Linked DNA regions of Homo sapiens: region 2 is linked to region 1. The links are chromatin loops, found by intact Hi-C in ENCODE. Cell type or tissue: gastrocnemius medialis. All regions are shown on one strand.

The links. Hi-C counts contacts between places; a loop is a spot of excess contacts. Peaks named below come from ENCODE experiments on the same cell type or tissue, not always from the same donor. Only the 100,000 strongest peaks of a DNase experiment are listed, where the experiment ranks them.
Region 2: a loop joins it to region 1, with 2.1 times the contacts of the local background. A loop is called at or near these places in 1 of 110 quality-filtered maps.

Annotation. Positions count from the first base shown.
Region 1 is chr7:70,567,681-70,572,680 of GRCh38, forward strand. All of the region lies in intron 5 of AUTS2 (activator of transcription and developmental regulator AUTS2), which reads left to right. LOC124901669 (a long non-coding RNA gene) reads left to right here. Exons shown (of 2, transcript XR_007060376.1): 1 at 1-4,194. Among named protein-coding and RNA genes, the nearest start is that of GALNT17, 560 kb to the right of the region's middle. In gastrocnemius medialis, no CTCF peak of the experiment used is centred here; DNase peaks (open chromatin) are centred at 1,071 and 1,921; H3K4me3 peaks cover 482 bases; H3K27ac peaks cover 1,408 bases.
Region 2 is chr7:70,500,392-70,505,391 of GRCh38, forward strand. All of the region lies in intron 5 of AUTS2 (activator of transcription and developmental regulator AUTS2), which reads left to right. Among named protein-coding and RNA genes, the nearest start is that of GALNT17, 630 kb to the right of the region's middle. RefSeq lists an enhancer at 4,565-5,000. In gastrocnemius medialis, no CTCF peak of the experiment used is centred here; a DNase peak (open chromatin) is centred at 1,880.

The sequences.
Region 1 (5,000 bases):
GGCCAGCAGCAATGGCGTAGGGAGGCCTGAGTGTTAGCTTGAGGGTTCATCAACTCATTTTCGTTCAAAGCACTTCCTGGTGATTGTTTTCCATGGACCTGGGAACTGCACTAAGGGCGCTCCTCCCACAGTGTGCCCTGACCCCCCAGGTGTGTTCTTTAGGTAAAGCTGTTTTTTAATGTCTGAAGAGGCCAAAGCAAATGCCAGTGAGGGTATAGCTCTCTAGGATCTCCAGAATAGAGGCACCATATGAGCAACAACACTAGACTGGGTTTCTCAGAGTCTGTTTCTCACACACTTTAGTACCTCTCAGCTTAACATGGTACCTGGAGATAGAGGTGCTTAGGAAATGTATGCTTAGCAAATGTTGCAGAAAGAGTTTATTCGGAGTCATAGAGCCATCGGAGCAGATGGTCTTTTTTGTTTTCTTCTTCATGTTTTGACTCCTACATAGTTCAGAATAAGTCACTTTGGTCTTTTCTTTGCACATGTTCACTTTCTAATATAGTGTCTTCTTGGGGAGACTGTTTTATGGGGAATATGTGAGTTCATGTGTTAGCTGTGGAGCCAGCCTGCCTGAATTTGAATCCTGACTTTTCCTCTAACTGTGTGACCTTGAGCAGTTTCCTTAACCATTCTGTATCTCAGGTTTTAATCTGTAAAATAAGGATAACGGGAGTACCTAGCTCTTCAGATTGTGAGGATTGAATGGGATATACACATAAAGCTCTCAATGCCTGGTGTGTTAAAGTGTTCGCAGTTGTTACTTTTTTAAATGTTTTTACTACTTTTGAAATTTAGTGTTCAAGGTGAACTTTTTACAGAAGAGCCAGGGCAATTGGATGCACTTTGGGGGAAAAAAAAATCACTTGCCTCATCCCCATCTTCTCCATCGCAGTGAGGACTGTTCTCAAGTGGGCACACAGGACACCTGTCTCCTTCATCTGCAAGGCCCCAGTGGCTGTGCTGGGGTTTGAGGTCTCTCGTTCAGACCAGGTATGTGAGGGCTTGGTTATCATGCACTGCTCCTGAATCCACCATCTCCATGTCCACATCCTTGGCAGGGAGACCAGAGCCAACTGGGAACTCTGCCACCTGGAGAGACCTTTGAAACACTGTCGCCACCAGTGTTCCATTTGTGTGTTTGCAGAATGCCAAGTAAGCACATTCTTTTTCACCCTCTGACATGACCTCAGGGTTACTTTCTGTGGCTGTTGACAAATTTTTAGACATCCCAGTTTTATCAGCGGAAACCTTGAAGAGTGACAAATGGTTCTTGGAAGAGTTGGTACATACTATAAAAATGTCAGCTGGCTCATTTATAACCCAGTGATGTCCAGTGTCTGAGCCGTGCTATCAGCATGGTCTATAGATAACTCACCCTCACGATGCTCCGCTCTCCCCAAGTACTTTGTGCAGCTGTTCTGGTTGAAGACCCAGTTGACATCTATAATAGATATCAAATGGAGAGCCTCTTATTTTATCACTCTCTGTGTTTCAGCACTGGCGGTCCCCATGGACTGTCAGAAACAGGCAGCCAGCACGTTATGGGAAAGGTGACTTGCTGAGTCCCTGTGCCCTGAGGACATTATTAAGTGCTAGGGAACCTTGTTAGCTCATAAAGTTGGTTCAAACCAATTATTGTTCTGCGACCATTACCATTGCCAAGAATGTAACTCTTTTAAATTCTTGCCCATAAAGCCGATCTTTCCATTACATTATATCATAGAGCAAGACTTCTGATCTGGCCGCACTTGTATCCCACCGGCTGCAAAGACTAAACATTGCATTTGCTGCTCAATATTGGTTACCCTTCAGTGCTTCATGGAGGCAGCAAGACTGCTATTTATAGATTTACTTTCTGTCTCCCTAGTTCAGCACAGTCAGTTTTGACACACTGTCCCAGTAATCTGATCAGCCATGCTGCTTTTAAATGAAGGTCTAGGCCTTGGCCTCTGCAGAGAGGGTGACAGCTGTCAGATACAGATAGTAGGCTACAGATCCTGGCTGCTAAAACCCTCTCATTCATTCCTGTTACAGATCATTGACCACAGCTTGAAGCCATGCTTTACAGTTGGCCGATTAGTTGGCAAGAGATCTACATACTGTATTAGCAAGGTCAACCACTGAGATAAAGGCAAAAACGTAAACCCCTGCACTATTTTTAAACCAGTAGCCATTTGTTAAAGCTGGTTATTTTGGTACTTGTCTCCGTTCCCCTCTTTTTTTTTTCTCCCAAAACAAAACTCAAGAAACTTGTTAAAACTCTTCGGCAGCTAACGAAGATGCCTCAGATAATGAGATGGTTCAAACCTGAGAAGGAAAGATGAGGTCTTTCTCAGAAACTCATTTAGGAACCTCGGATAGGAAGCCGTGTTAGCTGTGCTTATACCTTGTTTTAATCAGAACGTGTCTGGAAATCTTAGTCCAGGGAGACCTGGATGAAAGTGCAGCCAGTTTGAGTGCTCTGGCCATGACAGTAGGTTAGGCAGGTCTGGCCTAGAAAGAGGTAAGTTATGATTCATACAAGTTTAAATCCTCGCTCACTCCTGAATGAGGTGGTTGGGCTTGGTTGTCAGCTCAGATGATTGGACCCATTTTGTAGGTGTTTCCTTCTCCAGAGTCCTTCCTTCCCCCAGCATCTTGTCTGTAGGTATTCTAAAGCCAGGCATTATTCAACACACTATATTGGACTTGTGTAAAGAGAACTTGCACCCTGGGAAACCTTGTGTTAAAGTGATTAATTGACTTCTTCATATTCAGTGAAGATCCTTGCTGTTTCAGAATCGACACAAACGACCAAACCTTCAATCTCATCTTTACTCAGAAAGGGGTCCACCTATAAGATTTTGAACTCTCCTTCACCATCTGACCAGCCTCCTCTCTGCTTTCACCTCTCCTATGCCTTCACTCCCACTGAACGTTCCTTTAACTTCATGACAGCCACCTTCCCCTTTACCCTTCTCTGTGTCCTGCTAAGACTATGTGGACCCAGCTGGGGTTCCCATTCTTTTTCCAGGTTATACTCTCTATGGTCTCTATTTTGTGTCCTCCTCCCTCTCTTCTGTGACCTTACTGCATCTTCCTGTTGCATTCCCATCTCCCATCTGATCTCTTGTCTTTCACTCTCTACCTCTTGTTGACTTATGACCAAGCACAGTTTCCTTAGTGTACAGGGGCACCCAAGGCCCTTGACAATATGTCTGTCCACCATCTTGTAGTCTTGCCTCCTGCTTTGTTTCTTCTCCACCTCTCTAAGGCCCCATGCACACATTTGCTGAACACACCCTGCCCTGTCAAGCTTCTTTGGCTGCCTTTGCTATTCCTCCACCACGTAGGTCCTTTAGAATGGCAAGCCTTACAATGTATAGTATATTTAGTATACATACCCAGTAAATATTTGTAGGACGAGTGCATGAATAAAAGCACAATGTTTGACATTGTTATCAGCATTGACCCAAACCCTTTGAGCTAGATGAGCAATAAAGATTAGAAGAAAGAGGTTAGGTATAACCACAAACAAACTTGAGATTGAAGGCTCGCTAGAAGTAGAACTTTGGGTGGATTTCTCTCTGTGACTTGATTTTCTTGCCTATAAAGTGAGGTAAGTGATATCTGCTTTATAGGTTGTTGGGAGGATCAAAGAAGAAAAAAGGGAAGTAAAGTGCCTAACACAGTGTCTGGCAAATGGAAGGAACTTGATAGATGTTAATTACCTAGCTGTGCCATATAACTCCCACCCCATCTTCAGTGTTCTGTGAAATGTATTTTCATTTTACCCTTGGAAAGGTACAGGACAGGATGGAAGACCAGTTTGATGGGAGAGAAGGCTGGGAGTTACATAAACCCCCATGGTTTTCTGACTTTTCACTAGAGTCAATAAGGAGATGTTTAAACAGACTTTGGCCCACAAAAGGTGACTCACTCTCACATTCTCAGCTTCCTGCTCAGGGAATCAGTGTGGAAACTGGGCTTCCACTTCTCAGCTTCAAACTGGAGCTGGGAAACTTTCGCCTCTGTGGAGGAGCCTTGGGGAAATCTCAGCCCAGCTGCCATGAGGTGTGCAAGGGGAGGACGTGTCAGCCCTGGAAACTCCACAGGCCTCTGTTCCAGATGCACAGGGCAGTCACGTCTTTGCAGGGGTGAAGCAGGAGGACACCCTCCCTCCTGTTCTGTTCTAGCAGCCATCATGAGGTGGGACTTGGAGGGAATCTGATCCTGTTAGGGGAACGATCCAGTCCGGTGCAGAGCAGCTTTGGGGTATTAATGACTGTGTGTTCCACAGGGGGAACTTGTCCATTTCATTTATTTGCAATAAAATATATGAGAGGAACATCTGCAGGCAGCTTATATATTTGTCAAATTTAGAAGTAATTCAGGCATATGATGGGGAGCCATGGCGATTTTATGAATTTTCTATTGTTATGCATTCGAGTTCCCATGGCATCGTTTGGCCTAGCTATGGCAGCCCAGAGAACAGAGGCGGTGCTAGCAGACCCACGTGACACATGCCGCGGGCTTGGGCGGATGCCTGGCATGTGAAGTGATCCAGGGTGCTGGCAGATGCAGACGAGGTGGGAGGGAGGTGGAGGAGGGGCATACTCATGTTTTAGGAGGGGAAATACAGGGTCACCTTTGTGGACGGCAAATAGCCAGGTCCTGAAACTTGCTTCTAATGAATTCCTTACATGCTGTTGAAATGGCAGGAATCATAATAGCTTATTTCATGTGCCTTTGAAGGGTTCCAGCAAATGGAGTCTAAGAGAAGGCAGGGATGGGGGGTGGGGGTGGGGAGGCAGGAAAAGGGGGGGCGAGAGTGAAATATTACTACTTAAAACATATTCTTAGACATAATAAAGCATTAAAGTTAAAATATTGTTGAGACAGCTTTCATTATGCATGTTCCAGGCCTCATTATGGAATAAGCAGAAGTGACTGTGCAGCCGAGACCTAACAATATCTGCACTGAATTCCTATTATGTAAGAAAGGCTTTCTAGTC
Region 2 (5,000 bases), 67 kb before region 1:
GCATGAAACCCAAAGCAATTGATAAAAATGAGCACCACATGGAGAATGTGGAAAGGAGAGGCAAGCATAAAAATCACAACCACATCTGACATCTCTAGAAATGGAGAGAGACAAATGAAATCTCACATGTGGCTTTCCTCAAGTCAGAAAGATTCCGCTTCTCCATTCAGGGGCGGGATGAAGGAGCCTCTTTGGAAGCCGTGGGCCTTTCTCAAGTTGTTCTACCACGCCTTTCATTTCTCCCGCTTCAGCCAGTAAGTTCAAGTGCTTAGAGAAATGCTTAGCCTCTAGCACCTTCTCCAGGCACAAAATAATGGGTTGACCAAATTGATAATTTTTTTTTTTTTTGAGATGGAGTCCCTCTTTGTTGCTCAGGCTGGAGTGCAGCAGCATGATCTCGGCTCACTGCAACTTCAGCCTCCCAGGTTCAAGCGATTCTCCCGCCTCAGCCTCCTCGAGTAGCTGGGATTTCAGGCATCCGCCACCACGCCCAGTTGATTTTTGTATTTTTAGTAGAGATGGGGTTTCACCATGTTGGCCAGGCTGGTCTCGAACTCCTGACCTCAGGTGATCCGCCCGCCTCAGTCTCCCAAAGTGCTGGAATTACAGGCATGAGCCACTGTGCCTGGCCCGAATTGATACCTCCCAAAGTATGCATGAAGGACAATAATTTGAGATATGAGGAAAAAATCTAAAATGACTTTTTCTACTTATTTTTATCTCACCTATTCAGATTTATTTCGTGAATGTGTATTTTAGAAATACATTAGTATACTGGTATATCATTAAGCATATCAATAAGTAAAAATATCTCGGGCAAGTTAAATGAGTTATTTGTCTGTTTTTACTCTGGGGGGCACATGATCAGAATGTGTGAGGACTGGGAGAGTAGTTAGCAGTGTCACTAGCTGAATGTGGGGCCAGGAAGAATGCTCTAGAACTGTGAGTCCTTGTGGAAACAGGGGCATTAACTGGATCGGCTGCCTCCTTCTAGCCTATGAGATAGCCTGTTAGCTTCCCTTGTAGCTCAAAGAGCCCCTGGAAATCAGTAGTCAGAACCCAGAGAAAGGGAAGTTCTACCCGTAAAAGAGATGCCCATGTTTTCTTAGCTGATAGTCACTTTGCAGAGCCACACCCACAGGTGACAAAAGCACAGTGGAACTTACCCTCAGGCCCTTTCACCATCACAGGCCTCTCTTCTTTCCTGGTTTTGTCGTTGGGTAGGGGTGGTGGTGTTGCCTCCCGGAACCCTCATCCAGGCTACATGAGACATGCAGACATGCTCCAGTGTCATGAACCTCCCCCTCAACAGCTCCTTCCCCCCTTTCTCCACAACACAAACAAAACCATCAAACTCCATATGATTGTTATAATCTAACTGTGGAGTCAGGAATACTGTGCTGCCCTACGTGATGCTCTTTTCATTTTTGCAGCCATCTAGCTTTCTTTTCCCCCTACCCCAGCAACCCACAAACTTAAACTCCAACCTAGTTCAACCTCAGAAATCCCATTAATGTCTTAGAGGCAGGTGGCCTGAGGAGCCCTTCACTTCTGCTGTCAGCTGTGTCTCCATGGCTCAGGAACTTACCCTCCCACCCAGCCAGGCTGCTTTCCCTGTCAATAGCATTCTCATTCCCTCCATGTCTGTTAGAACTTGACCATTAGTCAAGCTGTTCCTGAGATGTGTCTCTTGTAGAGATGTACACTGGTTAGAAATGGAAGCACCTCCGTGACTTTCCTCTCCCTGTCATGGTGACAGCAGTGTGACAGGTTTGACAGTTCCAGTTTCTAGGACCTCCAGCTGCAAGTGCTGCTTCGACCATGTGCTTACGAATTGCTTCAGGTCCACCTCGTACCCTTTCCCTCTCCAGCCATGTTTATCTTGGCTCCGTATTAATGGCACACCTTCTGAATGTTGGACAAAGATAGTAGCTCTTGTGTAAGAACACACTATCGACAGCAAATGGAAGATGTTACACTTTAAGGCTGCCAGTTGTCCCCACTTGTGCCATACTGAAATAGGAGATGGCCTGCATCTGTTTGAAAGAAATTGAGTGAAATAATAGTTGGTGAGTATAGTCCTGAAGGCAGTGAACTGTGATGGAATCAAGGATCTCTTCCTGTTAGAGTGACTTTTGCCCACCGCTTCCAGTGGTGCTTGTAGAACTTAGGATCTCAAGAATATTTTGTGTCCCCTGCAGAAAAGTAGCAATGCAGGTTGTTCACATCCAGAGGTCATGACTCCCAACAGACTTTGTTTATAGCAGCCCAGGCTCAGTGAGGTGTATAGTGGGAAGGGCCCAGTACCACATGGGCAGAGAAGCACTCATTAACTTCCTACCTGGTTGTAAACATTAGAAAGTTCCCATTCAGAAAAGTACTTAACAGCAAATATCACAGCTATGGTATAGTCCTGTTCTGAAGCGGATGTGTTTTACAGGTGAAGACTTCAGGAAAACAGCCAAAGAAGATGTGATCTTCCAAGATATCATGTACCCTCCATTGTTTGTCAGTAGAGGAGTTTTGGGCATTTAGGGTAGACTCCTCCCACACATCACAAAACACTTAGCAACACTGCTTTGCCCATTAAATACCAGTATCTATCACCATCACCTTGACTCCTGAAAAACAGTCCCACACAGTTGCAAGTGCTCCCCAGGGTGGGGAGGAAAGGAGCACTTCTCCAGAGGGAGAACCAGGGGAAACGAGGTAGCAGCACCCATAGGTGTGCCTGTGCACTGGGTGCAGCTAGTCGGTTATTTCACTCAGACTCTTGATGATTCAACACATTTTGGAAAGAGAAAGTTTGTCCCCAAAAGAGGCACCTGACTGGCCCAATCCATTGTCACATGTTAATGGCTGTCACATGACAGCCAGTTGCTGGATCTGTTTATGTCACCAAATAGTCACTGTCTAATTAGACTTACAAATTCTAAGTGTAGCATTAGATTTACAAAGTCAGTAAACTGTGATGTGTGCCTGTGTTATCTTTCATGATCTGACAGATCATGTTTGAAAATTGGCCCAAGCTAGGCCCAGTGGTTTGTACCTGTAATCCCAGCTACTTGAGAGGTTGAGGTGGGAGGATCACAACATCCTGGGAACAGAGCAAGACTCCCGTCTCATTTTTTTTTTTTTTTTTTTTGAGATAGATTCTCTCTCTGTTGTCCAGGCTGGAGTGCAGTGGCTTGATCATAGCTCGTTGCAGCCTTGAACTCCCAGCCCAAGTAGTCCTCCCACCTCAGCCTCCCAAGCAGCTGGGACTACAGGTGTGCACCACCATGCCCTGCTAATGTTTTAAATTTTTTGTAGAGGTGAGGTCTTCTTATGTTCCCCAGGCTGGTCTCAAACTCCTAGGATCAAGTGATCCTCCCACCTTGGCCTCCCAAAATGCTGAGATTACAGGCGTGAGCCTACTGCACCCAGCCCAAAATTGTTTTTAAAAATAAGGAAAAAAAAAAAAAGAAGAAAGAAAACCGGCCAAAATGCAGAGAAAAGTTTGACTATCAATGCAGCATTACTTTGGTTTTATTTTACATCAGCCATCTCCCCTCCGCTCAAGATTTGAGGTTGCTTGTTAGTTGAACTACTTGGCAATGAATTTGTCATTGAAACAAAAATTTTGAATTTTTGAATATGAGAATTTCATTAATAAGTCATGAATTGTAAGCTTGGGTGTGAAAATCTTTATAATACTTTATAGTGAGACATTTCTCATCTGTCGTCTTGCAGGCTACTGCACAGGAGCTCGAGTACATAGATTTGTTGTCAATTAAATATTAAAGCTTTATAGGCTATTTTTATTTCCTTCTGCTTGCATTCCTTCCTCCAGCTCCTAATAGCCACATGTCCAGTCTTTAAATGGAGCCAGGTTTAGAGAGGTCTAATGAAGAGGGTTTACTGAATGGGGAAAGGGCAGCCACCGTGACCCCATATCACACCTTTGCCACACAATCAGAGACCTCTGTTGAAGCTATTCTGGAAAAGATCTATTCTTACCAGAAGCTGTCCTGCGCTGTCAGTGAAAAGACATTAGGTGCAGGTGTCAAACATGACTAATGAGGCATGAGGAGTCGACAGCAAAATAACAGAGATTATGGGCAGAGAGGACTTGCAGATGAAATGTGAATAGCAGTGTAGATGTGTGAGTGATGCAGGAAGGAAGGGGACCGGCACCGAGGAGCAGTAGCTGTCCCACTTGCGGGAAGGTTGGACAATATCAGTTACTTGATTGGTATCTTCTCCTTTGATATATTAAGTGGACAAACATCTAATGTTTTCCTCTCGAAATCATGAGTTTCCTGCAAGTGTTTGGGGCTTGGTATCCACGTTTCTGTAATCTTCTAAGACAAGCCAGAATCTTTTTCTGTTTTTATATTTACACAGGTTTTATTGTGAAATTGTCAGGAAGGATGAGGCATGTTTCACTCATTAATTTTCATTGTCATCAAAACATCAGAGTTACAGTGCAGTATCCTGCTATTCCAGGGCCCACAGGAGCTCTGATTGATAACATTCTACCTTCACAAAGGTTGTAATCTAAATGGAAGAGGCTGGAAAAAGAAAAAAGTATGATTAGTTGTAGTTGTGTCAAAAGCTGCCTCTGAACAGACCAATACACTAAGCAATCAGAGATTTCAAGAGAGGTAGCAGGGCCTGAGACTCTAACTCAGTGAATCTTGCTTCACCAGATGTGGAGTCTGTCTTTGGTGGTTTCGCAGAGCCTGGCCCTGAGCCTCCATCCACTCAGCGCTCAATAGATGACTGTAAGCATATTTCTATGCGTTCATTAGCCTCAGGGAGGTTGATTTTTACCTCCTAGAGGTGAATTTTAAAGACTTCCTTTTTGGATGAGAAAGAGAAGGCTGGTAGAGAAGGAGGAGCAGAAGCACCATGAAATCAGGTGGGTGATGGTTTCCTTTCCTGGTGCTTTTAACCAGTTCTCCCAGAGTGGAGATAAACATGAAGTTAATATGGGGAATGTTGATCTTCCTAAATGC